Regions from separate parts of the Homo sapiens genome. Here region 1 is linked to region 2. Evidence: read pairs that join two places in POLR2A ChIA-PET (ENCODE). Cell type or tissue: HepG2. All regions are shown on one strand. Each heading gives the region's core, and the rest is flanking DNA. Links, peaks and the distances in the headings are about the cores only.

Region 1 (15,454 bases), core at 3,450-11,449, 65 kb after region 2:
AAACTCATTTCTTGATGCTAACTTGATACTGTTTCAGAAAGCTACTTTGGGCTAGGTGACATCAGTCTATAATCACCATCCCCACAGTCTCCATCAGTATCATCATCAGCGTAATCATCACCACTACCACCACCTCCACTAAAAATTCACCTGCGGTGTGCCCCCTACAGGCCTGTGCATGCTGCAAACAGATTCAGCTGTTGCATCCAACAAGGCCAAGGCCCCGGTGCCTTTCCAATTCTTGTCTTCCTGTGCTAGCGTGGGTTCCAGGGACATCGTTTGAAGAACAGACTTTAATGTATCAAGCATTGTTCCTTGGGCTCCAGTTCTTCTTCTTTTTTTTTTTTTTTTCCCAAGACAGAGGCTTCCTCTGTCACCCAGGCTGGAGTGCAGTGGCACAATCTCAGCTCACTGCAGCCTCCGCCTCCCAGGTTCAAGCAATTCTCCTGCCTCAGCCTACCAAGTAGCTGGGATTACAGGTGTGCACCACCATGCTTGGCTAATTTTTTTTTGCATTTTTAGTAGAGATGGGGTTTCACCGTGTTGGCCAGGCTGGTCTCGAACTCCTGACCTCGTGATCCGCCTGCCTCGGCCCCTCAAAGTGCTGGGATTACAGGCGTGAGCCACCACACCCCTGGGCTCAAATTCTGACTCTTTCCCCAATCCATGTCACGGGGTCCCTGCATTTTAGCAGTGATAAAACACAAAGATGATACAAAATTGCAAGGTATAGGAGGAAAAAGTTCTAGTGTTCTGTGGCACCATAGGATGACTGCAGTTAACAATAATATACAGTTTCAATAGCTAGAAGGAGGATATGGAATGTTCCCAACTCAAAGAAGTGATAAGTGTTTGATCTGATGGATATGCTGGTTACCCTAATCTGACCACCATATCTTATATGTATGGAAACATTACTATGTACCCCATGAATATGTAGAGTTACTATTTGTCAGTTTAAAAAATAAAACATATAAAGATCATATTTTCTCTTTCCCCTTATAAGGATATGGCAGATATGAATTACTAACAAAACAGCATTTGTGAAGGGTTGGCATTTCTTCTGCTTAGGAGGGGAAAGCTTTTGATAAACAAACTGCAACCTTGTCCTTGTGGGTCCTGAGACCTTACGGGCTTTTTTTTTTTTTTTTTTACAAGAGACACAGCATGAAAGCATTTTAACTAAATGCTTTAATCAAGATACCTTATACTCTAATGAAAATCACTCAAAAGCACTCAATGTCCCCCAACCAAAAACGTGTTACATTTCCAATAAACATGCCTGCCTCAACGGAAGTGGGGGTGAAGTTGGCACCGAGTGGGTGGTCTACACAGCCTGGTGCCCTCACAGTGTGTTCTGAGGACTCGAGTTGGCTCTTTATCTTAGCTAGTTTCATGCAGGAAGTTCTGGGGATAAAGTTAACTGCTGTCTTGCTGCACAGGACTCAGGGTCATCTTCCGCTGAGTGCATTTCAGAGCCCGCAGCTTGGTGCGAAGGTGGCTTGCAGGTAGCTGGGTGCCCGTGGGCCTGAAGCTGATGACACTTTCTGGAGGGACATGAGGATGTTGACTGTTCTCATTTCCCCTTGGTATAGGCACTTTAGGGCTTTTACATTTGTCTAGCAGCAAATATTTCCGGAAGGCCATGTTTTTGAATTTTCTGCAAAGATGTTTAGGGGTGTTAATGATGAATCGTCTGAAGAAAGTGCTTGGAAGCCCGGAATGACTGAAATCTGGTATTATTTTACCCTAATGTAGGTCCTGGCAAGGGACGTGCTGATGTGGTCTGGCCTCAGTCTACCTTACTTCCTCTCTAAACAGATGATTTGCAGCATCCCTCATCTCCCTCCCTCTGCATCCTGAGTTCCAGCTGTCCCAGGGTTCACGGCTCAGGAATGTACACCCCTTCTCCTGCCTCTGGGGTCACCCTCTGCCCCCCCACCTTTTGCTGTGTGCAAGAACTGCCCTCCCCGCAACCCCCCGCCCTGCTCCTCTATCCCTGGGCTTGGTCGCAGCTTCCACGATGGCTTACCTGTCTCCAGCTGCCTTACCTGCACTTCCATCACCTGGACAGCCAATTCCCTCCTCCACTGCATGTGAGCTTCAGGCAGCTGAGGGCTTTCATCTGCACTCCTAGCTGCACCATCTCCTGCACTTAGGAATCCCGTACACCCTAGGGCTGTACAGACTGCCTCTTGCTTGGCAGTGCTCAGGGGACCTTACCTAGGCTGTTAGATGGCACCATGCCATACCTCTGGGGCCAGGTGTGGTTTCTGGAAAGGCACTGAGAATACTGACCACTAGGCCCTGTAAGGAGGTGTTGTGGGTATAGATACGGGGAGGCTAAAAGCAGCTGTGAGTGTGGGTTTGTTCTGTGCCTCCATCATTAGACTTCCTCCCACTCACTCCCCGCAAACTGGATGAATGAGGAATCCTGCTCTCTTTTTTTTCTCCTCGCCCCAGAGGAAGAAAACTGCAAGGAGGAAAACATGGGAGATTAGGCTGAGCAACACACGTAAGGGTGAGGGCTTCACATTCTCTACATTCTCTTTCCATGCCTGAGATAGACAAGGGCGCAAAGGCCTGGGCCACAGGCTGCTGTTCAGAGCAGGGCAGGTGGCAGTGCAGGTAGTTAGTGAACTTCTGGATAAAGAAGTGGACTTCCCCAGGAGGAGAATCTGTACGGTAGTTTTTTCTATTGAAGATACAATTTCTCCTTTCTTTCTCTCTCACTTCAGTCTCCCAAATTGCTGGGACCACAGGCATGTGCCACTGCACCCCGCCTCTCTCGCTCTTCATTTTAATCTCTCTGTAATTGTATTTCTTCTTTATCTGATGTACAAGCTTATTGTAGGGGTATTTCCTCCCCACCCCCCTCACCCTGCAAAACGTTATCTTTAAATCAGTGGTGCATCTTAAACCTGATACCGTTTAGAATCAAGGAGATTCTTGTGCCATTTTCCAAGCAGACAGGTCCTGCCTTGGGAAGATGGCAGCCATCTCCCTTGGCCTCTCTAACTAGGCTTCTCTCATCAAGGTGAATCCTGCATAGTGGGAGTAAATGCATGTGTCATGGCTGCAAACGTAGCCTTGCCGTGTTTATAGCCAAAAAAGTTATGCATCTCTAGGAGGTGCAGTGGAGCCTCCGGAGCCCAATCCTCTAGGTCTGCCTCAAGACAAGGTGTTTTAAGGGGTCAGTCTTAGCTGAGGTTCATACAATTATTTGGATCTTGAGAATAACCGTATGAACTTGTATGCACACAGACACGTACGTTCAGCATTTGTGCCTTCCAGTTCAAGGACTTCACCTACATTAGCCGTCCTTCTTTTCCAGGGACCCTGAAAGGATGGTGTTATTCACACTGAAGTTATGAAACTGCAGCTACGGAAATGGGGAACTGGTCTCAAGCAGTGACAGCGACTGAGCGTCAGTGCAGGAAGCCCGATGGCTGGAGTGACCCAGCATTAAGAGGGGGATGAAGAGTGGAAAGAGAACCCGTCTAGGCATTTATGGAGCTGGGACAATGGGCTTCTTTCCAGGCTCTGTCATTAAATGTTGGGCTGACCTTAGGCATGACATCCAACATATCTGAATTCCAGCGTACCTTGGGGGTTGCTAATGACTGCACCACTGTTATGCACCAGGTACTTTCCCAGGTGCTTTTCTGGAGAAAAACAGATGAGATGCCTGTCCTCATTGGTTTAGCTGAGAGACAGAGAGAGAGAGAGAGAGAGACAGAGAGAGAGAGAGAGAGAGACAGAGAGACAGAGAGAAAGAGAGAGGCGAGAGGGAGGGAGGGAGAACATAATAATATGTGCAGTAAATATGTAAATGGTACAGTAATATTAGGTGAGAGGTCAGCAGACATTTCCTGCCACAGAAGCTGCCGTAAGGATGTGTGCCAGCCCCAGGCTGGGCTTTGCCAATCTCCTTATTTGAGGAAGGAAGTGTGATGGGAGCATTGCTTCCAAACTCCCCGTGGTGATGAGCTAGTGTTGGACTTTTACTTCAAGTCCTTTGCAGACCAATCATTTTGTAAAATACGGTAACATGAATCACTAGAACATAAAATGAAAGCTTCCAAAATACAAGCCACATGGTTTTGTCATGAGATTCCACAGACGTGAAACTGTTGTGTCCACTTGCTCCGCAGCAGTAGCTCCTTCCTCCTTCCTCCCTGCTCCCTGTTCTTCTCTCCCACCTCCATCCTTTGCTTTCTCCCTCCCTTTCCCCTTTCCCTTCAATGGGTCAGAGCTTTGGCTCTGCACCTGGCCAGGAAGAGGATGTGTGCCTGTGGGCCTAGTTTTTAGCCAGCTTAGGCCAGAGACTGTTACACAGGTGAAATCCAGACAATAAACAAGTCCTTTGAGATGACGAGAGTTGATGTTTCACATTGCTGGAGGAGGAAGTTACATATATGGAAAGAGGAATGAGTAAAAATAAGTCCTACAGTGTTGGGTGGGATTGCAGGTATTGTTGTCAGCTCATGGTGTTTAAAATAGATAGGTAGAAATAAAATGTACTTGCATATGTATACATATGCATTTACAATGTATGTGCATATCCATGTATTTCCTGGTTCTATCTATGCTGCTAGGGCATGGAAGCAATGACACCCTGGCAACAGTGAGCACACCTGGTACCCATAGCTTGGGTTCTAAATGCCACACACCACTGAAAGGAACCAAGGCTCCTTGGAGAGATGGCTGACTCCAGGGTTGGCCAGAGAAAATCCTAGATGAGCTTGGAGAATTTATTTTGTGCCAGAAAATATGGAAGTGCTCAAAAAGTGATGTGGGCTTTGTTAAACCAGTCCAGGAACCAGATCAAAGTCACTCCCACTGACCAAATGGAACACTTAAGCATCAAAATAATAGTGCGCTACAGTTTGTAACCCTTTGAGCAAAATAGGAATTCAGGAGTTCACATTGATATGAATGAATAAATGAGAGAGAAGGGAAAAGCCTACCTTCTTGTTGAAGTCTCAAAGCTTTTCTCCACAAAATACTCATTAATTCCTTACCAACTAATGAGTATCAGAAACTCATTACCTGACTTCACAGTGGAGAAACCTACCAGATCTCCTCTAAACCAAGTGATAAATTAATTTCACCTACCAATAGGACAAACTAACCTCGGGTGCCTGGTACAGTTTCGATATTTCTCCCTGCCCAAATCTCATGTTGAAATGGAGTCCCCGTGTTGGAGGTGGGGCCCGGTGGGAGGTGTTTGGATCATGGGGCAGATCCCTCCATGAATGGCTTGGGTCATCTCCTTGGTGATAAGTGAGTTCTTGCTCTGAGTTCAAGAGATGTGGTCATTTAAAGGTGATGGCATCTCCCCTCAAACTCTCTCTTGCTCCTCCTCCTGTCATGTGAGATGCCTGCTCCCCTTTTCCCTCTGCCATGATTAGAAGATTCCTGAGGTCCCCAGAAGTGGAGCGATCACCATGCTTCCTGTACAGCCTGTAGAACCATGAGCCAATGAGCCAGTTAAACCTCTTATTTATAAATTACCCAGTCTCAGGTGTTTTTGTTTGTTTGTTTGTTTTTGTTTGTTTGTTTGTTTGTTTTTGACAGTCTCACTCTTGTTGCCCAGGCTGGAGTGCATTGGCAGGGTTTCGGCTCACAGAAACCTCCGGCTCCCCGCCCGTTCAAGCAATTCTCCTGCCTCAGCCTCCCGAGTAGCTGGGATTACAGAAGCCAACCACCATGCCCGCCTAATTTTGTATTTTTAACAGAGACAGGGTTTCACCATGTTGGCCAGGCTACTCTCGAACTCCTGACCTCAGGTGACCCACCTGCCTTGGCCTCCCTGAGTCCTGGGATAACAGGCGTGAGCCACCGCACTTGGCCTTAGGTGTTTCTTTCCTTTTCTTTCTTTTTTTTTTTTGAGATGGAATTTCACTCTTGTCACCCAGGCTGGAGTGCAATGGCACAATCTCAGCTCACTGCAACCTCTGCCTCCTGTGTTCCCATGATTCTCCTGCCTCAGCCTCCAGAGTAGCTGGGATTACAGGTGCCCACCGCCACACCCAGCTAATTTTTTGTATTTTTAGTAGTGACAGGGTTTCACCATGTTGGCCAGGCTGGTCTCAAACTCCAGACCTCAGGTGATCCTCCTGCCTTGGCCTCCCAAAGTGCTGGGATTACAGGCGTGAGCCACCGCACCTGGCCTCAGGTGTTTCTTTATAGCAACACAAGAACAGCCTGACACAGTGCCCCCAGATGTGGTACACTGAGAAGAGCACAGGGTCATTTCTAAGGGATTCTTGCCCAAAATGCACAAGTGACAAACCTGAGACAAGTCCAAACCAAGGAGCATTTTTATCCAACGAAAGACCTGTATTTAAAAAGTGAAGATCGTGAAAGACAAAGGCTTTGAAACTGTTTCGGATGGAAGGGAATTGGAGTTGTGAAACCACAGGCAACGTGTGACCCTGAATTGCACTCTGGACCTTTGAAAAACACTATTAGTGCCGTCGGGGAAACTTGAATGGGGGTTGATGTGACAGTGCTGTATAGAGCCGTGTGAATGTCTTGATTTTGACGCTGTGCTTAGTTTATGTAGAACAATGTCCTTGTGCGTAGGGAATGCACAGTGTAGTATTAATAAGAACAGATGACACAGCGTCACATGAGCAGCTCACTGGCTGGTTCAGGAACACCCAGGTGTACACGACAACCACCCAGCCCCGTCCTCACACATCGAATGTGACGGTATTGAGATAAATGCTAACAATTAGGGACCCCCCCGGTGAAGAGTACACAGCAGGAAGGAAGCTCTTTGTACCCCTTTTGCAACTTTTCAGTAAATTTGCAGTTATTTCAAAATATAAAAAGTTAAACATTTGCTAGAAAAGTTTCTAAATGTTTACTCTCGGTTTCTGCTCAAGGGTGGGTGGCTTATGGTTCCCGCAGAGGCATTCCAAGTTACACGATCTGACAAGACATGGAGCGACCTGAGTTTGCGTGTTTCTAACACGTTGGCTTGAATCCAGCATGTGCTGGTGCTGGCTGTGTCCTGATGTGGCAGTGAGAGCTGCTTCTCCCTATAATTTCAATCACGCAGCTGGAGAAATCCCCATGAAATACTCCACCAAGGTGAATGAGCACGAGAGGCATTTCTACACGAGAAGTCCCTTTCTCCAGCTCCTAGCACACTTGGTAGCACCTACGAATCCTAAGGGAGGTGTTTTCTGTAGGCACAGATGTTCCTGGTATAGAAATCTGACCAACAGAGAGTACCCCTGGGTAGGGCCATAGCGCATCCCACGTCCTGGACCCAGCCCTTTGGGAGACGGAGGCAAAAGGCGATTTGGCACAGAAGTAGCCTATTGTTTAAGTTGTTTGGGCGTCCCTTTTGTTTCATTACCTGCATTTAATTTTGACTATTTTATGGAGTTAAATGTGTGATCCTTCTTATTAGATTCTTAGAAGGCAGCTTTGCTTTATGCAAGAACACCTGTCTATATGAACGTTTGTAAATGCTTTTTAACAGTTTTCAAGCAACCTTGGGCACACAGCTGGCCGGGGAGCTCCGGTGGAAGGGGCCAGCTGCTTGGCTGCCAGAATTGGAACGAGCATAGGACATGTGCAGCCACTGTAAACAAGAATGAATTTTCCTTAACCTTTATGAGTCAAATATTTATTTTTGGAATATTAACAAAATCAAAAGAATTGCCGTGTTCTTTTAAGTCAAAACACACTGACGTGCAGCTTTTAAGAAATTTTATTTAATGGAATAGTCTTAAATGGAAGCTAAAACAAATGCAGAAACACTGGAGATTTCTTGCCCAGTGTACATAGCACTGAAGCAACATTAAAAAAATCTTTAATGCTCTATAAAAGAAGCAATGAAATCCCTCTTCCCATAAAGTGTCCATCAGATGATGAGCACGCTGAAAATTCCCAAGTATGCCGTGGATAGAAAGCTCTTGGTGTGTGGCATTGTGTGTGTGCATGTGTGTTGAGGGGATGACAGATGTAAGTTCCCTAACTCCTCCCTCCCTTTACCCTCCCTCTCTCACCCTTTCCTTCTTATAAGCACATGTACGTGGGTAGGGAGATGTAGGAGTTGCTGGCTATTTAAAAAAATATTTTTGAGACAGGGTCTCACTCCATTGCCCAGGCTGGAGAGCAGTGGCTTCATCACGGCTCACTGCAGCCTGGACCTCCTGGACTCAGGCGATCCTCCCACCTCAGTCTCTTGAGTAGCTGGGACTACAGGCCCATCATGCCCTGCTAAATAGCGAAATAATTGCTTTTTGTAGGGGCAGCATCTCGCTTTGTTGCCCAGGCTGGTCTCACACTCCTGGTCTCAAGGGATCCTCCTGCCTCCATCTCCCAAAGGGCCGGGTTACAAGTGTGAGCCACCTGGTCAGAACTGCTGTTTTAAAGTGGCTAGGAACAGACCTATGGAAGAACTCTTTTCTCTGGAGCAGGGGTGAGGAGAAAGGTAAAGCTATCTTTTCCAAACTCTGCAAAGCAGCATTTCTGCATGTGGACTGCAATTAAAGAAAGGAAAAAAGAAAGAAAAAACAACAAAAACGTTGCTCATTTTGTCTTAGAAACAATTTACCTCTTTCTCTTGGTTTTGTCGTGATTGTGTTTTATGGAGAAATTTGCACAGAGGTGATTTTACATACAAAACACCCAGAACCAGCGACATAATTTGCGGGGCCCAGTGCAAAATGAAAATTTGAGGCCCCTAGTTCAAAAGGATTAAGAAGTGCCACATGGGAACGACAGAGCATTATCAAGTCCAGGGACCTTCTGAGGCTGGGGTCACTGGCAGCAAGGGTTGCCTGAAGTAATGATTCAGCCCTGCAAACATGGAACTGTATTGAATTGTAAGTACCAGCACTCTGGGAGGCCGAGGTGGGCAGATCACCTGAGTTCAGGAGTTTGAGACCATCCTGGCTAACATGGGGGAAACCCCATCTCTACTAAAAATACAAAAATTAGCCAGGCGTGATGGTGTGCACCTGTAATCCCAGCTACTCAGGAGGCTGAGGCAGGAGAATCACTTGAACTCAGGAGGCGGAGGTTGCAGTGAGCTGAGATCACGCCACTGCACTCCAGCCTGGGTGACAGAGTGAGACTCTGTAAAAAAAAAAAAAAAAGCCCAACATAAGTTAGCAAGCTGAGTGTTTCCAGCATAAAGCAATGGTTTATGACCAAGTCACCACTAAGTACAAGTTTTAATTTAAGCCTGTCGCCAAGTTCAAGCAAAAGTTATTATTATTTTTAAACCAGTAGTTGGAAGAATTCAGAGTCTAAATTAAGGGATTATGTGGTAAAAAATTTTCAGAAACTTAGTGAGTCTCACAGTTTGTCAAATATAAGCCTCTCTTCTGCTTTGTAAAATAGAAGTAAGGTATTTTAAGATTTCAGAGCTGAAGACCCCCACCAGGGGTGATCAGAAGTCATCCAAGTGTGACATCCTTATTGAGCAGGTCGAGGAAATTAGACCCAAGAAAATAAATTAACCGGGAACTTGAATATGCGACTTGTGGTTCAGTACTTGGCTCTTTGCACTACATTAAATTCTTTTCCACATTTTTCTTTCATGACTCCTTAGTGAAAGACCAATCAGTGGATTGGATTTGATAAGCTCGATTGACAAGTGGCCTGAGTGCATCAATGACTGTAGTCTCATGGACGCTGCAGCTGGGCCTATGTTCCAAGGCAGCCTTTTCCCCACTCCTGGCAGGCTGCACTTGGCAGAGTGAATACTTATCGATGAGCATATGGAACAACAGAAAGTCTTCTGTGATGCTGGTGGAAGTGTAAATTGGGACAAATTCATTTGTAAAATAATTTTCCAGAGTCCAGTGACAATTCTGCAACATAGCAACTCTCTCTCTAAATATTTACACCAGGTAGAATCTCATACATGTGCTCCAGGAGACATTTTAAGAATGGTCATAGCAATATTCTTTGTAAAAACCCCAAACTGGACATGACAACTCAAATGTGTTTAGAGAGTGGATAAATATATTTGGTATACTCATACTTTCGAACGCTACATGGCAGTGAAAAATCAATCAATTATAGCCAAATAGATCGATGTGGATGAGCTTCAGAAACACGATGTTGGGTGAAAAAGAAGTTACACAAGAATACAAACAGCATAATCTCATCTGTATAAAATATATGCAAAACTAAACAATATTGCTTAAGAACACATACATAAAAAGAATATCAAGAAAATGATAAACATAAAATCCATGATAATGGCGACTTCGGGAAGACATGGAGTAGAATAGGATAGTGGAGGAGCCCTGAAGGAACCAAGGTGTCTACAACCTATTATCTATTATCTATCTATTATCCATCTATATATCTATCGATCTATTATCTATCTATATCTATCTATCTAATATCTATTTATCTATTATCTATCTATTATCAATTATCTATCTATTATCTATTATCTATCTATCTATTGTCTATTATCTATCTATCTTTCTGCTATTATCTATTATCTATCTATTATCTATCTATATAGCTATTATCTATTCCCTATCTATTATCGATCTATCTGTTATCTATTATCTATTATCTATCTATTATCTATCTATCTGCTTTCTATTATCTATCTATTATCTATCTATCTGTTATCTATTATCTATCTATCATCTATTATCTATCTATCTATTATCTATTATCTGTTATCTATTATCTATCTATCTATCTATTATCTACCTATTATCTATTATCTATTTATTATGTATTATCTATCTATTATCTATCTATCATCTATCATCTATCATTTATCTATCTATCATCTATCTCTCTCTCTCTATCATCTACCATTTATCTGTTTATTATCTATCATCTATCAATCTATCAATCATCTATCATCAATCTATAATTTATCTATCATCTATTTATTTATCTACCTATCTACCTACATATCATTTGTCTATCTACCTATCATCTATCAGATTTTCCTTTGTAAGTGGTACATATTTCATAAAAAGTATGAAAAAAGACTAAATGTAGAGGACACTGGCCCACAATGGAAGGTTAAATTTCATTTTGAGGCTTCTCCTTCAGCAATCCAAGATTTTCAGAAAATATTTAATAATCATGAACAAGAAATATACAAGAAGAACACAATGTTTTTTTTATCATCTTAGTAGTTTATTCCTTGTCTTAATTGTATCATGTGGAAATTGCGTTTGGCTGTATTTAACAGAAAATTCCATAACAGTTGTTCATAGAAGATACATGTTCATGTCTCACTAACAAGAAAATAAGCAATAGATGTTATTAGGGACTCTAGTTCATTCTAAATCTCCTTTCTAGGGATTTTGTAGCCATCCATAGTCCACAGGGTGTGAGCTTTTGTGTCATGTGTGCAAGATGGCTACTGGCACTCAAGCCATCACATCCACATTCCTGGCTCAAAGAAAGACTATGGCAAAGGGCAAAAGGGACAATCTAGACAAATCTGTTCACTTGTAAAGGCTTTCCCAGAAGTCTCACTTGACCAGAACTGTATCATGTGGCCACTGTGAACTGCAAGAGAGGCAGGAAATGTAGCTGAGCACACAGTCATGCTTAGCCCTTAATAAATAAATGTTAATAAAATTGGGGTCTTGTTATTAAGAAAATGGAAAATGTTCAGACCAATGCCCCCAAACCAGGAGGCAATTAGCCATCTCTGCCATGCTAATTTATTGTTTCTGAATAAGAAAGTTGAAATGCAATAGTAATTCTAAAATGAAAGAAAATTATTTAGGCTCTTTATTAATAAATATAATGCTATTAAGGTAGTAATTGATTCTGCTCACCAAACGTGGCAGAGAAATATTCTTTTGTATTTTAAGCCTCTGAGACTTGTTTTTATTTTTAATTAGTTTGTTATCAAAGTATTAATTTGACTATATTTAATTTGAACTATATTTGAATTATAATTATGTTATTATATAATTATTATATTATATACCATATAATGATATATAATTATTTCTTATAATATACATTTATAATTATATATTATATATAAAATATATAATTGTATATAATATAATTATATATTATATATAAAATATATAATTGTATATAATATAATTATATATTATATATAAAATATATAATTGTATATAATTATATATTATATTTGAATTATATTAGTTTTGCTATATTTGATGATGCTATATTTATATATTACTGATACACTAAACTCATATTTATTCAGAATCAAAATGTTCCGACACATCAAATAGTCATTAAATAAATATCATATTATCATTTCTAGTGTTTCCTATTTATATATCTTTTTACCACACTCTTTTAAAAATACCATTAATTTATATATAGTTATACACAGTTATAGTGAATCAGAGTAATTCCTCAATTAGAATAAATTACATTAGCATTTGTAGTATTGTGCTTACATTTTATGTAACACTTTTAATATGAGAGATGCTGCATTTGTTTCAATTGTTGAAGCCAGCCAAGCCCTCTCTCTTTCACATGTATTTGAAAATGTTAAAGAAAATATTCAAAAATTAAATTATGTTTCTCCTCTGTGAATTTAAAAAAAATACCTTTTTGTATCAAGAAGAAAAAAAGAATTCTTTAATCCTCTGGATTATTGCACACAAGTTGGTGACTCAAAATTCCATGGACCTGGCTGAGAATTCAGCTGCAAGATAAACAAAGAACTAACAGATACCCCCCACTGCTGAAAATGAATTCTTTCGGACGGGAACAGACCAATGGCCGTCACAATGACATCAGCTTATTGTAACCTTCCTTCTGTGTAGACAAAATAACCGATAGGTCCTTCAGATCTGCCCGAACCAAAGCCTTGAGTCACCATCCCTGGGCCGCCACACAAGGGGGCCACCTTGGAATAGCATCTTTCAAACAGATGGCCCCCCAGATTCAGGATTAACGTGCAGTAAACAGCTGGATGCAGGCACGCCAGCAAGGAGATCCCGTCCTGCTGCTCCCCGCTGGGCACGCTGCATCAGCCTGAGGGTGAGGCCGAAACCTGGGATGGGCGTCCGGGCCTCCCTGCAGCCCGCGTCCACGGTGACAACTGTTGGGAACAGGACCATTTTTATGGCATCTTCATCTTTCTTTGAAGACCATTTATCCATTTCTCCAGCTTTTTTCTATTCATTATATTAATATAAACCTGCAGAGTTTTGAAAACTGAGGATGAAGTTGTATTTTCCTTCCACCTTAAATATCTCTTAAAGAAGCCAGAAATGAATTAAAACAAAACAAACACAAACACATCTATTGGTATTTGGGGCAATGGAAAATGTTTCTCTGAGTGTCCTGATTTATTTGAAATGCTTAATTAACCATAAAAATCTTACTATTTACATTGTGCTTTCTACCATAAAAACCTGTTTCACCCAATCTCACTCACCCAAGAGACTAGCAGGGCAGTGATTTTTCACCATCTCTCTCCCTGAGCCTACTCATTACTTCCCCAGATCTGGACAGATCACTCCATCTCTCCAGACCTTTGCAAAAGGGAAAAAAAAATTTGTTTCACTTCCTTCACTGGGCAGTTTAAAGATCAATATGAAAATAAGGATAAGAAAAGTCTCTAATAAGCTTTTCTATTGGCATAAGATGTTATTGGTAGTAATACTCGTGGCATCTAAGCTGCTCCTCTTTGTGAATGTGGATCAGATTTGGAGATAACCTGACTACCGCATCATCACTCAAATGTGAGTGCTGCAGCCCCGATCAATGCACAGTAAGGGTCTGACTGCCATCCCCACTGCAGCCTGGAAAAGTGGCATCCCTGATCTCCTCTAGCAAGATCCTGACAGTGCAGCTTTATACGTGCATCTGCTAAGTCAAGCCAGAGTGCGAATCTGTGAGCTCAAATCTTGTGCAAGGTGGAGTCCCTTCTCCAGGGACAGAATCCACCTGTTGAGGAGTGGCAGGTTACAATGTAAGGACTCCCTTTGGCTGTTTAGCCACGGTCTGTTTCATAAAACCTTGATATTCTTCAAGGGTAGGGCAAACTAAGTCAATTTTCAGAAAGTATCTCTATCATCAATGGATGCATGACTATAATTTCTATGGTCGGGTGGCCTTCTCAAACAGAAGTCTCTCTGGAATAGTGATGTAGCATTGCCTGAGAGACCAGATAAGTTAAAGAAGATGAATGTTCTTGAACCTTAAGAAAGCCTTTTGTGGGTGTTATTAACTGAATGTTCAAAAGCCTCAAATGTGTCTGTTGAAACCCTACCCCCTTACATGATGGAATTAGGAGATGGGGGTCTGTTGGAAGTAATTTGGGTTAGATGAGGTCATGAAAGTAGAGCCCGCGTGAATAGGGTTCGTGTCCTTATAGGAGCCCCCAGAGAGCAAGTGTCCTTTCTCTGCCATGTGGGGACACAGTGAGAAAGCACTGTCTAGGAAGAACAGTTCCTCACCAGATACCAAAACTGCCTTGATCTTGGACTTCCAGAATGCAGAACGACCAGAATCAAATTTTTGTTGTTATAAGTCACTCATGCTAAGGTATAGTGTTATTATAGCCCAAATGGACCAAAACGGTGGGGTTACAACCATGTTCCCCTCAAAGTAATTTGGGTGGTCAGTAGCAGACTATGGAAAGAAGGGATAAAGGTGAGATTTCCCAAATTACTTCCTACAAGTGCTATTACCTACAAGGAGTTCGGCTGCTGTGGAGGGCCACATGACAGCTGGAGTAAACGCCACTCAGCTCATCAATGCCCTTGTCACTGGCCACCCCTCACATCATCTCATGGGTGCCCTTCTCACTCAGAGCCCCTCACATCATCTTATGGGCACCCTTCTCACTCAGAGCAACTCACATCATCTCACGGGCACCCTTCTCAGCTCTGAGCCCCTCACATCATCTCATTGATGGTCTTCTCAGCTCAGAGCCCCTCACATCATCTCACGGGCACCCTTCTCAGCTCTGAGCCCCTCACATCATGTCATCGATGGTCTTCTCACCTCAGAGCCCCTCACATCATCTCACGGGCACCCTTCTCAGCTCTGAGCCCCTCACATCATGTCATCGATGGTCTTCTCACCTCAGAGCCCCTCACATCATCTCACGGGCACCCTTCTCAGCTCTGAGCCCCTCACATCATGTCATCGATGGTCTTCTCACCTCAGAGCCCCTCACATCATCTCATGGGCGCCTTTCTCAGCTCAGAGCCCCTTACATCATCTCATCAACGGTCTTCTCAGCTCTGAGCCCCTCACATCATCTCATGGGCCCCTTCTCCCTCAGAGCCCCTGACATCATGTCATCAACGGTCTTCTCAGCTCTGAGCCCCTCACATCATCTCATGGGCCCCTTCTCCCTCAGAGCCCCTGACATCATGTCATCAACGGTCTTCTCAGCTCAGAGCCCCTCACATCATCTCATGGGCCCCTTCTCCCTCAGAGCCCCTGACATCATGTCATCAACGGTCTTCTCAGCTCAGAG
Region 2 (15,454 bases), core at 3,488-11,487:
AGGCACAATGCTGAGTGGTTCTCTTTCAATTTTGTAGGCAACACGTACCACATTTGAGCGTGCTGCTCTGTAAACCTGCTGAGTAAGCTCAGCATAAGAAAAGACTGTAATGGCTCTAAGCTCTTCTTCAAGCTGTTCTAATCTTTGAGAAAATAAACCGACAAGCACAATGGCACTGGGAGTCTGTGGCAAGTGAGGCTGTGGTATGAAGGACAGGCAAGTCTCAATAGGAGACTGGCAGAGCAGATGCCTGAGGTTTTAGAGGAAGGCTATGCCCTTTTGTGGTTACAACAATTCTTTTCCACTTGCAGGGCAGCTCCTGACTTGCTACTTGTCCCTTGCAGAGATGGAATGTCTAACCGTGGGATACCAAGTGACAACATGGTAGATGCCCATTGTGAACTGGATATTACACAATGAATTGAATTATAAAGTTGTGCCACATTGCATTCATTATTAAAGAAAACAGTATGTGTGGGATGGAGCTAAGCAGGTGCCAGAGGGCACAGGTAAGTGGCATGCATGCACAGGGATTCAGATACCACGTTACCTTTTCCTATTGCCTCATAACCTCTCCTTCAAGCTGAATCTATGGCCTCATTGGGAGTTTCCTGTATAAAATGAACAGAATAGGGAAAACAGTGGGCCTAGTTAATGGATGTATCTTGTGAAAAAGTAAGGACCTTGGTATGAAATGGGGTCTTTGATGAAACAGACAAGCCATCTAAATAGTATGTATTTACATATGGGTAGGCAGGGTTAAGGGAAATAAGGAATAGTTAGCACCCCAGGGCTAACAACACTGAGAAACGGATAACATGCTAGGCCTGAAACCGCAAGCAAAGGTGATGACTTTGAGAACCTGAGGAGGCCTGCATTAGACAGAGAAGGCTGCCTCCCTCCAAAAGATCTGTGGATTTGGGGAAAGTATACCATCATTGCCAAGTTGTAATTTTGGAGAAAGAAAGTTCAAAGGATGAATACACTGACCTCTCTCACCCCTCAAGCTCAAGTTTTCTCCTGATGCCTTTAAAAGGGATTCAAGGGATTTGGAGCTGACCGAAGAAGAAGACTTGACCACGAGAAGCAGTAACACCCAGCAAGCTTCACTGGGCAGCGCTTGGATAGGATCACATAAAGGATCCCTCACAGCAGGAGACTAGCCAGTGGCTTATGGGAGGGACACACCCAGAAGGGGAGGAGAGCAAGGGAACTCCTGGGGAGAGGAGGATTAGAGGAGGAGCTTACGTGTCCAGGTGATGCCACTCAGAAGCATGATAGTGGGGGCTCAAGTCGGAGAGCTCTGAAGGGCCGAAGTGGCTTGGGGAGCTTGCAACCATGAGGCTTTATCTTATAATGGCCAACAGATGCAGGATGAGGTGTCCTGGAGTATGCAGAGCACATGGGCTCTAACTAGCCCCAGATCTGCTTAGTTGGGCTATTTTTAAAATAATTGGATGTCCAACAACTTGAATTTGACACCTGTGGGCTTTTGAGGTAATAGATCTCAGCCTGCAGTGAAGAAATAAACAACCCAGGAGTCTATTTGCAGAGGCCATAATTGGCTCATTTCAATAACTGCCACCAGCTGGCCAAATCCAACTGGAAGCCAGAGAGCAAGGGAGTCTGTCTGATGCACTTGATAAAGGTCTGGCTCCTGGAACATGGAGTAAGGTGGGCATGGACCTGGACAGGCAAAGGGGAATGCACAGCAGAGGTCTTCCTGGTGTGATACCAGCAAGAAGTAGTGCCAACAGCTACTGTATCCTGATTCTACCCATCAACACAAAAATAAACTGTGAATTTGATAGAGCGGGATGAATTTGGGGTGATACGTCTGGTTTTCCACTGACTCAAGTTTCAAATTTATGCTGATTCATGTGTAGTGGATAACAGGCTGGTCAAGAACTGGAAAAGAACAGGACTGTAATAGTAGGGCAAGTAGGTCTGGGAGGAGGTGTGGGGCACACTTCTCAGATATCGGTGTCCTCACTGGCTTCTGTCTGTGGCTTCCTCACTTTAGCATGAAGCTTCTCCCTCAACTACTATAAGCAGGGGAGGAGAATGGTGGAAAGTTTCATGCTAGAATTCAATGCACACGTCACTGCCACTCACAACTTCTTGGCCTGAACTGGTTACACATTCCTGCCTGTGGGTGAGAAAGTATAATCAGAGACACTGGATACTGGTGACTCCAAGCAGCCTGTAGTGCATGCTCATATATACCATTTTATTCAGTACCATGATGATAATTTCTCAAAATATTATCTCAAAGTATTTCTCAAAATATTAATTTCTCAAAATATTAAAAGTAGTATTTAAGAATATAAGTTCTATAAGGCTGAAGGCATCACACTACCTGACTTCAAACTATACTACAAGGCTACAGTAACCAAAACAGCATGGTACTGGTACAAGAACAGACACATAGACCAGTGGAACAGAAAAGAGATTTCAGAAATAAGATGCACATATACAACCATCTGATATTTAACAAACCTGACAAAAACAAGCAATGGGGAAAGGGCTCCCTATTTAATAAATGGTGCTGGGAAGACTGGCTAGTCATATGCAGAAAATTGAAACTGCACCACTTTCTTACACCTTATACAAAAATTAATTAATGTCAAAAGCAATTGCAACAAAAGCAAAAATCGACAAATGGGATCTAATTAAACTAAAGAGCCTCTGCACAGCAAAAGAAACTATCATAACCTACAGAATGAGAGAATGTTTTTGCAATCTATCCAACAAAGTTCTAATATCCAGAATCTACTAGGAACTTAAACAAATTTACAAGAAAAACACAAACAATCCCATTAAAAAGTGGGGAAAAGACATGAACAGGCACTTCTCAAAAGAAGACATTTATGCAGCCAACAAACATATGAAAAAAAGCTCAACGTCACTGATCATTAGAGAAATGCAAGTCAAAACCACAACAAGATACTATCTTATACCAGTCAGAATGGTGAGTATTAAAAAGTCCAGAAACAACAGATGCTGGCAAAGCTGTGGAGAAATAGGAACACTTTTACATTGTTAGTGGGAGTGTAAATTAGTTCAGCCATTGTGGAAGGCAGTGTTGCAATTTCTCAAAGACCTAGAACCAGAAATCCCATTTGGCCCAGCAATCCCATTACTGGGTATATACCCAAAGGAATATAAATCATTCTATTATGAAGATACATGCACACGTATATTCACTACAGCACTATTCACAAAAGACATGGAATCAACCCAAATGTCCATCAGTGATAGATTGGGTAAAGAAAATGTGGTACATATACATCATGGAATACTATGCAGCCATAAAAAGGAAGGAGATCATGTCCTTTGCAGGGACATGGATGGAGCTAGAAGGCTTTATCCTCAGCAAACTAACACAGGAACAGAAAACCAAACACTGCATGTTCTCACGTATAAGTGGGAGCTGAACAATGAGAACACATGGACACAGAGAGGGGGACAACACACACTGGGGCCTGTTGGGGTGAAGTGTGAGGAGGGAGAGCATCAGGAAAAATAGCTAATGGTTGCTGGGCTTAACACCTAGGTGATGGGTTGATAGGTGCAGCAAACCACGATGGCACACGTTTACCTATGTAACAAACTTGCATGTCCTGCACATGTAACCTGGAACTTAAATTTAAAATAAATGAATAAATAAATAAGAAACTAGCAAAAAAAAAAAATACAAGTTCTAGAACCACATTATTTGGGTTCAACTCAAGTTTCTATTCCTTTCTAGTTGGGTGCCTTGAATAAGTTCCCTAACACCTTTGAGCTTCAGTTACCTCATTTATAAAATGAGGATAATAAGAAAACTGACCTCATAAGGTTTGTTGTGAAAATTAAATTACTTAGCATATTCAAAGTAATTAGCACCATACTTACCATGCAATACTTTTCCAATAATTTTTGGTGTTATTTCTTGAACTGATTTCATGAATGGAGACATGTTGGCTGATAGATGGGAGAGTTGGAATCGAATTTGAAAATATATTATCATTTGAATATGGGCTCCTCTCTTTTCAGACATTTACATGAAAACTTTCCTAAGTAACATCAGTCCAATATATCTAATCATGAGGGTTTTATGCCTTTTTTAGCCTGTGTTTTAGTTGGATGCTTTCAACCCAATTACTTATGCTCTAGACCTGGAAACAATTTTTCTAAACATTTAGAATTTGTCAAAACTGGATAGGGATAGGATCTTAACAGCTCTTAACAGTTTAATAGATCTAAACTCAGAAAATTTGGAATTCAAATTGGTCTTTTAGCCTGCTGATATAGTTTGGCTGTGTTCCCACCCAAATCTCATCTTAAATTGTAGTTCTCATAATCCCCACGTCATGGGAGGGAACCTGTAGGAGGTAATTGAATCATGGGGGCGGTTACCTTCAGGCTGTTCTCGTGATAGTGAGTGATAGTGATTCTCACGAGATCTGATGTTTTTTAAAGGGGCTTTTCCCATTTTGCTCGGCAGTTCTCCTTCCTGCCACCATGTGAAGAAGGATGTGTTTGCTTCCCCTTCTGCCATGATTGTAAGATACTTGAGGCCTCCCCAGCCCTGTGGAACTGTGAGTTAATTAAACCTCTTTCTTTTATAAATTACTCCGTCTTGGGCATTTCTTCACAGGAGCATGAGAACGGACTAATACACCTCCTTCCTTCCTTCCTTCCTTCCTTCCTACCTTCCTTCCTTCCTACCTTCCTTCCTTCCTTCCTTCCTACCTTCCTTCCTTCCTTCCTTCCTTCTTCCCACCTTCCTCCCTTCCTTCCTTTCACTTTCCATCTTTCTTACCACACAGGGAACCCTGCAAATGAGGCCTTATGCAAGGTGACAACCACTGTGACACACCTGTTCTGAGTGTTTGTCAGCAATGAGAAGGAATGACTCTGGACAGACTTGAGAGGCTTTTGTTCTCATGGGACTCCACAAAGATTGGTCTCCATAGTTCTCATTTTTAAAAAATGAATTAGTTTAAAGTTCACTGACTTGTCTTCATGGTAATATGTTAATGGGGATTTACTTGGAATTCATTCTAGATTCCCCACCTCCCCCATTCCTTCGAATACTTTATTATTGAAAGACATTTGTGCCTTGGGTGTCTGAGTAAACCCTTATCAAAGGGGCTAAGCTTTATTCCTGACCACACTGCAGAGCAGAAATAATCTCCATGTATTAATCACCTCAAGATCTTTAGGTGTAAAGTTTCATTTGAAGGATTTTGCAGGGATATTATATGCATGGTGAATGTTCCACTGGTAATTCTGGCCTAATTTTAGGGTTTTACAGTTGCTTTTGGTTATGCATGTTACTAAATTTACAAAATCTTTCATCTATTGCAAAATCCCAGGATGATTCTCACACAGAGGAAACTTTCTGACAAGTAAACATTTGAATGTGAGCCACTGGTAAGGCAATACTTCAAAAGAAAATCATTTGTCGTAGCTGACTTTTTTTTTTTTTTTTGGTCAAGATCAAACTGAGAAAATCTCCTTGAAGCTTGTAGGCTGGTCTGTGTCATGCAGCCTGGGTGTTGGAGGGCCTCCACCACCCCCCGCATCTGTGTTTACTGTCATTTCACCACCACTGGGTCAAATTGTAAGGAAAAATAAAACTTACATTAAGTAATGTTGTAAATACAAATAAAATCCATATAAAAATATGGACAGTGGGGATAAAAAGGTAAATATAAAGCAATGTAGGCAACTTCCCATTCATTGCAGCAAATAAGACCCATAACAGCATTTAGAAAATTTGCTAGATAGGAAAAGCAATTGCAAATTTCATGGGAATATTCAGGAGGAATAGTGGGAAGGCCAAACAAAAGCACTGTAGAAAAGAGGAGAGAGAGACACACACAGGAGACACCAAGATGAGTAGAATCTATGCTTGGCATTCAAGGAGCCCAGGGCCATCACTCAGCGGCTGCTAGACACACGCAGAGACAGGCCAAGGACACTAATCTCTGAGATTTGGTTGACTATGTTTAGACCTGGTCTCAGTTGTTATTTTAGTGGTTTATATGTCTTAAAATAGCAGTCTTTTAACTTTCCTCTTTAAATGTCAAGCTTGACTACTGCAGCTTCATTTCAAGGATCCCTTGTTGGGTGAATCAAAAATGTTTTAAAAAAGTCTTTCCCTTTTGAGCTGATTTTGTGAATATTCTCACATACTCTTGGGATTTTGGTTTCACCCCAGTTTTCTAATGACAGACATGTTGTAGGATTCTGCCCACACCCCCAGTGTGGGCTGACCTCTACAACCTGAACAATGACTCATCTAGGCTTTTCAAATATTAAACTAGCTTGTAAATCCTCTCTATGCCTAATGCCTCCACCAGCTCCTTGTCTGTGCCTTCACAAGTCATTAAAACTGTAAAGACATGAATTCTTGTTTTCTATGACCTGAAAGGATTCTACAGCACTAGCTATAGTTTCTAGCTATAACTTTCCACGCTGGCAAAGAGGTAGACAGTAACCATTTTATGAAAGGGGAACTAATGCTTTACAAAATGATTACTGTTTACTTCTTTGTCAGTTAACAGTATTATTAGGATATGTATTCAGGTAAAAATCTGCACTCCAAGCCCAGCCAGTCCATATTTGGCCCATCAATATTGCTGGAGCAAGCTTTTAACATGGCAACATATCCCACTGAAACACATGCATGGACTCTATTTAGGGAAGTTTTGTGAACTTCACCTGGACTCTCCCAGTTGCTAATAATATTGTCAGCTCATGGTGAATCACCCAGTACTCTCTCTCCCCTTGCTTGGCCCTCCCTTGGTCCTCCCCTCCCTGCCTTTACACACTGGCTGCTTATTTGTGTGCTGGGCAGACAAAGTCAAAAAGGACAGACACAGTCCCTGCCTTTAAAAAGCGATGGGAAGAGAAAGGGAGCATTGCCACACTGAGGAAAGGAAGCATTGCCACACCCACCATGGGGCCCACGCTGGGTGGGGAAAAGTTCAGGAGAGCTTCCTGGAAGAGGTGACATTGGAGTAGCATTTAGAAGGATGCACTAATCCCATGAATAAAGCCAAGAAAGGGCATTTCTGGACAAGAGAATGGCATGGAAGTGCAAAGCACTAAGAGGAAGGAAAGGACAAAAGATTACAAACTGCAAAGAGCTGCATGAGCTATTTTGCCTATGGCAGCTCCACTGGGTGGGCATTCACCTACCGTTGCTTGGGATATGGGGTTTGGTTTTTGCGTGGTGATGCGTGCCAGAGATGAAAGGGGTTTCCAGGGTCTTTGCTCTTAGTCTCGGGTGAACTGCCTTGTATCAGTACTGTCCTCTCTTCATAAGCATTCCTTGGGCTGAAACAACCTTGGCTTCTGGTCTCAGGAGCCTTTTCTCCTGGTGCAAAAGCCCCAGGCTACCTGGTTACAGCATCAGGATTAGATTGGCTGGTTTTACTGCAGCAGTGCTTAAGTAAATCCGAATGTAGGAAAATCACTGTTTTAAAGCAATGTAGTTTGATCAGTTAGAACGACACTGATCTTTTCCTTGTATGAACTTAGAATCTGATCTGTAAGATTCTATTCATTTTATGCATCTTTTTCAGGGTCAGTATTCACTCCTTCAACAGCTCATGAGCATTATAAAGAAAAATAACCTTCTTTTAGATGCTTTAACACAGTTTCCCAAACTTGCAACATAAGAATCACTTGGGATGCTTGTTACTTAGACAGATGACTGGGGCTTTCCCCTGGGAATTCTGATTTAATAGGTCTGGGGGTGGGCTCTGGGAACTTTTATTTATTTTTTAATAAGTATGCTAGGCAGTTCTTATTGTCAGGCTAGTTTGGAAAACACAGTGCACTTAGCCCGTGTTTTACTGGATATTAGGCAATAAACAAATACGTCTACTTACACCAGGCAAAGTATGCATGATGACATTGATGATGTACATTTCGCAGGTCAGGAAACTAAAGCTCAAAGGTAAGTGACTCACATAAGAGCACACTACTGGTAACAGAATGACCTGTCATCAAATCCAGAGCCTCTGGGTTCTGTTACATTACAGTCCAAATGATGGACGTTAAAATTGTAAGATCTGATTGAGGTTTATGTCAGGACTTGTAAAATTAACTTTTTTAAATTGGGCTTTATTTTAGGTTGTACTAGTTCAGTTATACATGGCTTTTAATGTAGTGATTTTATGGGGGAAAAGTTGTTTAGAGCAAGCCAAGCTAAATTTAGTTTGTTGCCATTTGAATTTATTAATTCAGAGATAGCTAACTCAGTTAAAATAGTTTTCTTTTCAAAGAAGGCTATATATTGTTTAAAACGTTAAGAGACCTAAGGTATGTAAATGTGTTTGTTTCTTTTCAAAATAAAGCAAACCAAAAGTAAATAAGTAAAACAAATCAGCTCACAAAAGTATATACTAGAGAATTATTTATGTCATTCAAATTAGTTTCTGTCCATAGTTATATTCTACAAACCCATTCTTTCTGATATTTGCTAATTAATACCAAATATTTAATTTACCTTAATTCATGATTCCTTCAGAACCAAATTGAAATTTGCCTTGGAGTTATTTATCAGAAAACAATTTGCTTAGCATATTGGTAGCATAAAGAGCTTCAAAAAAGATGTATAGATATATATATATATTTTCAATTTCTTCTGTAGAAACAGTTGCATGGCAAGTCAAAACACTGAGACAATGGGGACTGCAGCAGAGAAAGAGTTTAATAATCTTAGGACAGCTGAACAAAGAGATGGGAGGAAACCTCAAATCCACTTCTCCAAGGAATTCGGGGCTAGGGATTTTAAGGAGTTTGGAATGGACCAAGGTGTGGGGATTGTTGACTGGTCAAAGAGAGCAGGGTGAAGTCATGGGATGTGGGGATTGTTGACTGGTCAAAGAGAGCAGGGTGAAGTTATGGGATGAGGGGATGAAGAAACTGCCTTCTCATGCTGATTTGGTTCCTCATGGGGATTTTCACTCTGGTTGGCATCAGCAATTCCCAGTGGAATTCAGGGTCTGAAGAACATCTTAAGTAAATCTGAAGCAAAAGCCTTATGATTCCAATGTCAGACACGATTCCTATATAGGAACAATGAGGATGTAAATGGTCAGCATTGAGTGACCTTTAGCTACAACAAAGTGGACCAAAGTGCAGCCCGATGATGATTAATTATAATTATATTTCTGTCCAGAACCCAGTACGTAATTCTTGTTAACCCTGTGAGAACAATTTCACAAATAGTTGATTACAAATTGCTCTTTAGTGAAGACCCTGCAGAGCCTCTGCTTAGCAGCTGATGCTACGTACTTAAATATATTAAAATGACTTTTACAGTAAATAAAGGAATTATTTAACATATTACATGACACTTTATGATGTATTCACTGTGACTTATTATATGTATTTCTCTCTGATTAATTCAATGTAGAATAGTTTCACTAAGCTCTTCAGTAGAAGAGATCGCTTCCTAAACATGCAGCATGTTTCAGTCATGTGTGAAGCAGCTTTGGCTTTTTTAGATTAATTAGGGAAAGATGTGATTACAATAGTCATAGTTGTAGCTGCATTTATGCATGTACATAAATGCATTTACTCAGTTATTAACCCAATAAGCAGTTATTTAGTAGATTCTTTGCTAGGCCCTTGGGAGACAGAGAGAAGCAAGTTGCTGACCTTACATTCCAGGAGCTCAAAGTCTTCTAGCAGAGCCAGACAGGAACCCCACCATCACTCCACAGTGGGAAACCTCTGTGATGCGTATGCCCAGGATGCTCTCAGATCAGAGAGAAAAGTCGCTCACTCAGCTCAGAAGAGTTCAAGAAGGCTTTCAGGGGAAATTATGTTTTGACAAGTAAATCAAATGTTTACTAAAAATAGAAACTTCAAAAATTATTATTCATGATGTTTTCATAATTCTCTAGTTTGAAGACACAATACTGGATTGGTGGCACAATATTCATTTAGATGTGAGGCACTGGTCTGGTTGAAAAGTCAGTTGAATTTTATTATATTTTGTATTTTTTGTCCCTCTTAGAATTATTTAAATTTTTAAGTAGTTTTTTTATAGCTGTTTTTAACTTTACAGCAAAATTTAGTGAAAGTATGGAGAGTTCCCATAAAAAAAACAGGGAAATATCTGAACAGCAGCTTCACCAAAGAAGATACACAAATGACAAGTAAGTATAGGAAAAGATGATCTACTTCATATGCCATTAGGGAATTTTAATTTAAAACAACAAGAGATACACCTACACAGCTATTATAAGGTCCAAAACACTGACAATATCAAATGTTGGCAAGGATGTGGAGCAACGGGAACTCTCATTTATGGCCCATGGGAATGCAAAATGGTACAACCACTTTGCAAAATAGTTTAGTGGTTTCTAACAAAACTGAAAGTACCCTGACTATATGATCCAGCAATCATGCTCCTTGTCATTTACCCAAATGAGTTGAAAACTTGTGTCCATGCAAAAACCCACATGTGGATGTTTATAGCTGCCCTTTATGCATAATTTTCCAAATTTGGAAGCAGTCAATATGTCCTCCAGCAGGTGAACAGATTAATAAACTGTGGCACCACCAGACAATGGAATATTATTCAGCACTAAAATCAAAATTAACTATCATGTCATGAAAAGATATGGAGGAATCAGCACATTGCTAAGTGAAATAACCCAATCTGAAAAGGCTCCAAACTGTATGATTTCAACTATGTGACATTCTGGAAAAGGCAAAACTGTGGGGAGAGTAAAAAGATTGGTAGTTTGCTCAGGACTGGGGAGGGAGGAGAAAGGAGGGCTGAACAGGATTACGGGAGATTTTCAGGGCAGTGAAACTGATCTGTATGATAGTATTAATATAATTGTGGATACATTCATTATATATTTGTCTAAACCCATAGAATGCACAACACCAAGAGTGACATCTAATGTACTTTGGGTAACAATGACGTGTCAATGTTGGCTTATGGATTGCGACAAATGCACCACTCTGGAAGATGTTTTATTGACATGCCATGTTGCCCAGGCAGGTAGGTCGAGTCTACGGGAGAAGGTAAGTGGCCGCCGTGGGAAGATTCTAGTCTGCTCAACTCATGGGCCAACTCCCCAACCCATATGACATGTTTTACTGGCATTTCTTTCGAAATTTATTACAGTTACTGCATAACTCAAATTTTTATTTTTCCTTTTTGTAAGCCATTGTTGGTTCTTACGGTGGCATATTGGTTTCATATACTTTAGAAGTCCCAGGGTTATTTAAGAATCACTGTCCTTGATTGTAGGTATTGGTAAAAGCACAATTATGTATTCTAATTAGTTACTCTTGATAGTTACTCCTACTAATGAGAGCTTCTCATTTATCTCAGAATTTCCAAAGTCAAAGTCCTGATTTTTAGTGTCTACCCTCCCAGTGTTTACATGTTTTAACTATAGGATAACTTGGTGATTTTGGACTATTTTCTGTGGCAATTTATTTCAGCTCTGTAAGAAATGAATTTTTGATCATTGATAAGAACTAAAATCTAGTCAAACAGTTCTGCTAGTAATCAGTTCGACTTAAAAACAAACTGACAAAAGAACAGGCAAATTCTGGTCTAATCTCTCTGAGCACCATACCGTGGTATGTGCTCTCTTCTTCTTTTAACTTAAAAGATACAGCCCCGAGCAGTTGGGAATGCGATCTAGTTTTGTTGCTTTGCAGGACACCTAGGTACAGTGTCCCGTGTGGTGTTGTCAGAGGTGTTTGAAGCAGAGGAACTCCATCTTGAGTAGCAGCTGTGTAAAATGAGGCCGAGAGGCACTGGGCTGCCTTCTTAGGAGGTCGGGCATTCTTAGTCACAGGATGAGATAGGAGGTCGGCACAAGATACAGGTCACAAAGACCTTGCTGATACAGCAAGTTGCAGTACAGAAGCCGGCCAAAACCCACCAAAACCAAGGTGGGACCACAGTAACCTCTGGTTGTCCTCATTGCTCATTATATGTTAATTATAATGCGTTAGCACGCTGTTAGTAAAAGACACTCCCAGCAGCACCATGACAGTTTGCAAATGCCATGGCAACGTCAGGAAGTTACCCTATATGGTCTAAAAAAAAAAGGAGGAACTCTCAGTTCTGGGAATTGCCCACCCCTTTCCTGGAAAACTCATGAATAATCCACACCTTGTTTAGTGTATAATGTAGAAGTAACGATCAGTATAAGCAGCTGAGCAGACCATCCCACTCCTCTGCCTATGGAGTAGCCATCCTTTATTGCTTTATTCTCTTAATAAACTTGCTTTCACTTTATGGATTCGCCTCAAATTCTTTCTTGCGTGAGATCTAAGAATCCTCTCTTGGGGTCTGAATTGGGATCCCTTTCCTGTCTCAGTGTGATATTTTGCTGGCGATGAACCTTTACCGGTGGAGGTAAAGTGAAGGGTCCCCCCTCCTGGGTGTCCTGCTTACAGCTTCACATGCAAGTCTGGGGTTTTACATTTGGGAACATATGTTGAGTCATAGAATAAGCCCCTCCACTAAATTTTTCTCGCTGCCACTGACCTCTAAGCCACGCAGGAAATCCCTTTGTAAGCAAATTCCCATCCTCAGCCCTTTGGCTGTTTAGTCTGTGCAGGGCTAGGCCTGGCTTACTTGCTCCTTTGATTGGCAAGCCCCATACTAGAAACAACAAATGGACAGAGTCGCTCTCACCAGAAGCTCCTCGCTCTCACCAGAAGCTCCCCGCCCTCCGGCCTCCCGATCTGAAGACTCTTTCAGCTTTATTTGGACTGGAACTTGATGAGAGGTTCACTAGGCAGGAAACATGCCCCTCCTCCCAAAAATGCCACTGACAGGGACAGAGTTTCTCACAGACTTGGCGGCGAGCTGCAGGGACCTGAGCTACTCCATGGCTTGGGAATTTTAACTCTTGTCAAAGAAGGAAATAGCCTAAAACCATTTGTTTTCACTGAAGATGCAGCTAATTGTTTGATTAAAAACTATGGTTCTAATGGGATGTGAAATCAGTGAGTCAGATGAGCAGTAACTACATGATTCCAGCATATAAACTCCAGAATAAGCAAATCCATAGGGTTAGGGAGCATGTGAGTGGTTGCTGAAAGACTAGGGGGAGGTGAAATGGGAGTAAGTGTTCCTGGGCATGGGGTTGGTTTGGGGGGTGATAAAAATGTTCTGAAATTAGATTGTGGTGATGGTTGCACAGCTTCGTGAATATACTAAACACCTCTGAAATCGTACATTTTATAAAGGTGAATTTTATGATATGTGTTTATATCTCAATTTTATAGAAACCTGTATGAAGGGAATGAAAAATTGTTTTAACAGTGCCCACAAGCCACAGACTGGGAGAAAATATCTGCAAAAGACATATGTGCTAAAGAGCTGGTATCCAAAATACACAAATAACTCCTAAAACTCAACAAAAAGAAGCAAAACAACCCAAAGAGATGTGAAAAAACACATCATATGTATATATATGTATATATATACACACACACCCCCTATATATTTATAAGTATATATATAGATGGCTTATATATACATATATATAGATACCTATATATAGATAGATACCTATATATATATAGATAGATACCTATATATATATAGATAGATACATACATATATATATATATATGTATATATATATATATACAGATGGCAAGTATGCATATGAAAAGATGGTCAACATCATATGTCATTAGGGAATTGCAAATTAAAACAACAATGAGATAGCATGAACTCTCATTGCTGGCGGGAATTTACAGTAAGTAAATGGTCTTACCCCATGTGTTAGATTAGTCCACTTGAGCTGCCATAAAAATGTACCACAGGTTAAGTGGCTTAAACAACAGAAACTTAGGTTCTTACAAGTTCTGGAGGCTGGAAGTCCAAGATGGTGGTGTCAGCAGGGCTGGTTCCCGGTGAGGCCTCCGTCCTCAGCTTGCAGATGGTGCCTTCTTGCTGTGTCCTCATGTGGCCTTTCCTCTGCGTGTGCCTGGGTGGGTGGGGGTCTGGGGGTGGGGGATAGCAGGTGTTTCTTCTTATTTGTATAGACACCAATCCCATGGGCTTAGGGCCTCACTCTAATGACCTCATTTAACCTTACCTCCTTAAAGGCCCTATCTCCAAATACAGTCACATTAGGGGTTATGACTTCAACAGATGAATTGGGCAGGGAGCAGGGACCCAATTCAGTTCATAACATATGATTCAGCATCACACTCCTTGGGATTTCAAATGAGTTGAAAACCTACATCCACACAAAAACCTGCACATAGAGCAGGTTTATTCATAATTGCCACCCAACGTATCCTTCAATAGGTGAATGGAGTGGTAAGGATGTAATTTTATGAACATGGTGGTTTAAATATTTCTGTTCTTAGACAAATGTCTAATTAAATGACATGATATATGACATTAGCTCTCTTCACTTAGCATTTTGCCAATTAAGAAAAAAGACAAGAAGATTTAAATTTCTAATGCCAAGTGTATACCTATTAAATATAATATGAGACAATGAGAAACTCACGTGATTTTTTAAGGCGAAGCACCAACTTCTAGCTCTGGCTTCACTCCCTCAAGCTTCAGGTGTGTGCACCCTCTTGTCTGCACTGAGAGGTATTTCCAGGGAAAATGGCAAAGTCTCATCTGACAGCCCTGTGCCTGGCTCAGGCCTGCAGTTCCTTTGGGAAAGTACCTGTGGTTGTGTGTTAGCAGCAAAGGATATCTTGATAAATCTTTATTTCTCAAACTCTCTATTTTAACCTACCTCTACCCTTATTCTGGCCTAGTCTCCAAATTTTACTTTATTTGTCTTGTATTTCTAGAGGGATGAGGCCACAAAATGAAAATACTGAAAATCTCATGAGCTCTGAGTACCTCCTAGAGGCTGAATAACCATCACCCTATGTTTGGATGCGTTATTATTTTCTTCTTGGCTAAAGATGCTACTGTAATGAATAAAATACACACAACTTTAATACTGCTGTCATTTGCTTAATCATCAGTTAGTAAAAGGACACCATCATGTTGAGCCCACACATTTCTTGAGGTAAAAAGGTTTAGAAAGTTCTAGAATGAGGTATTTCATATCTAACACAGCATTACATACATCCAGAACACTTTAGGTGATGTAAATTAGTTATGTCCACTTCAGTAACAAGTTATAGAAAATCCTGGCCAGAAATGGATTCAGTGAGAGAGAGAGAGAGGAAAATAAGCATTTATAGGCAGAAGGAGCTGAGATAGACAGTCCTGACTTTAAATGAGGTGTAATCCAGCACCTCAGAAGCTGTCATTTTGGCTGCTCTGTCTCCCCAATTGACTTCCCTCTTAGGTCCACTCATGGCTGCCCAGCAGCCAGGAGTCCCAAAGTCTTGCCCCAAAGTTCTGGAGGAAATGAGAGGAATCTTCACAGAAGCTCCTGCACAAGTCCTCTCTCTCACCAGCCTAAATTTA

What was found. Peaks named below come from ENCODE experiments on the same cell type or tissue, not always from the same donor. Only the 100,000 strongest peaks of a DNase experiment are listed, where the experiment ranks them.
Region 1: POLR2A ChIA-PET joins it to region 2 with 42 read pairs; 4 of 35 experiments call an interaction of 5 or more read pairs at or near these places.

What each region holds. Positions count from the first base shown.
Region 1 is chr6:894,318-909,771 of GRCh38, forward strand. No RefSeq gene overlaps it. Among named protein-coding and RNA genes, the nearest start is that of LINC01622, 200 kb to the right of the region's middle. In HepG2, for the core only: no CTCF peak of the experiment used is centred there; a DNase peak (open chromatin) is centred at 6,634; H3K4me3 peaks cover 1,278 bases; H3K27me3 peaks cover 1,149 bases.
Region 2 is chr6:829,676-845,129 of GRCh38, forward strand. No RefSeq gene overlaps it. Among named protein-coding and RNA genes, the nearest start is that of EXOC2, 140 kb to the left of the region's middle. RefSeq lists enhancers at 1-205, 206-751, 9,478-10,027 and a silencer at 1-228. In HepG2, for the core only: no CTCF peak of the experiment used is centred there; a DNase peak (open chromatin) is centred at 7,926; H3K27me3 peaks cover 418 bases.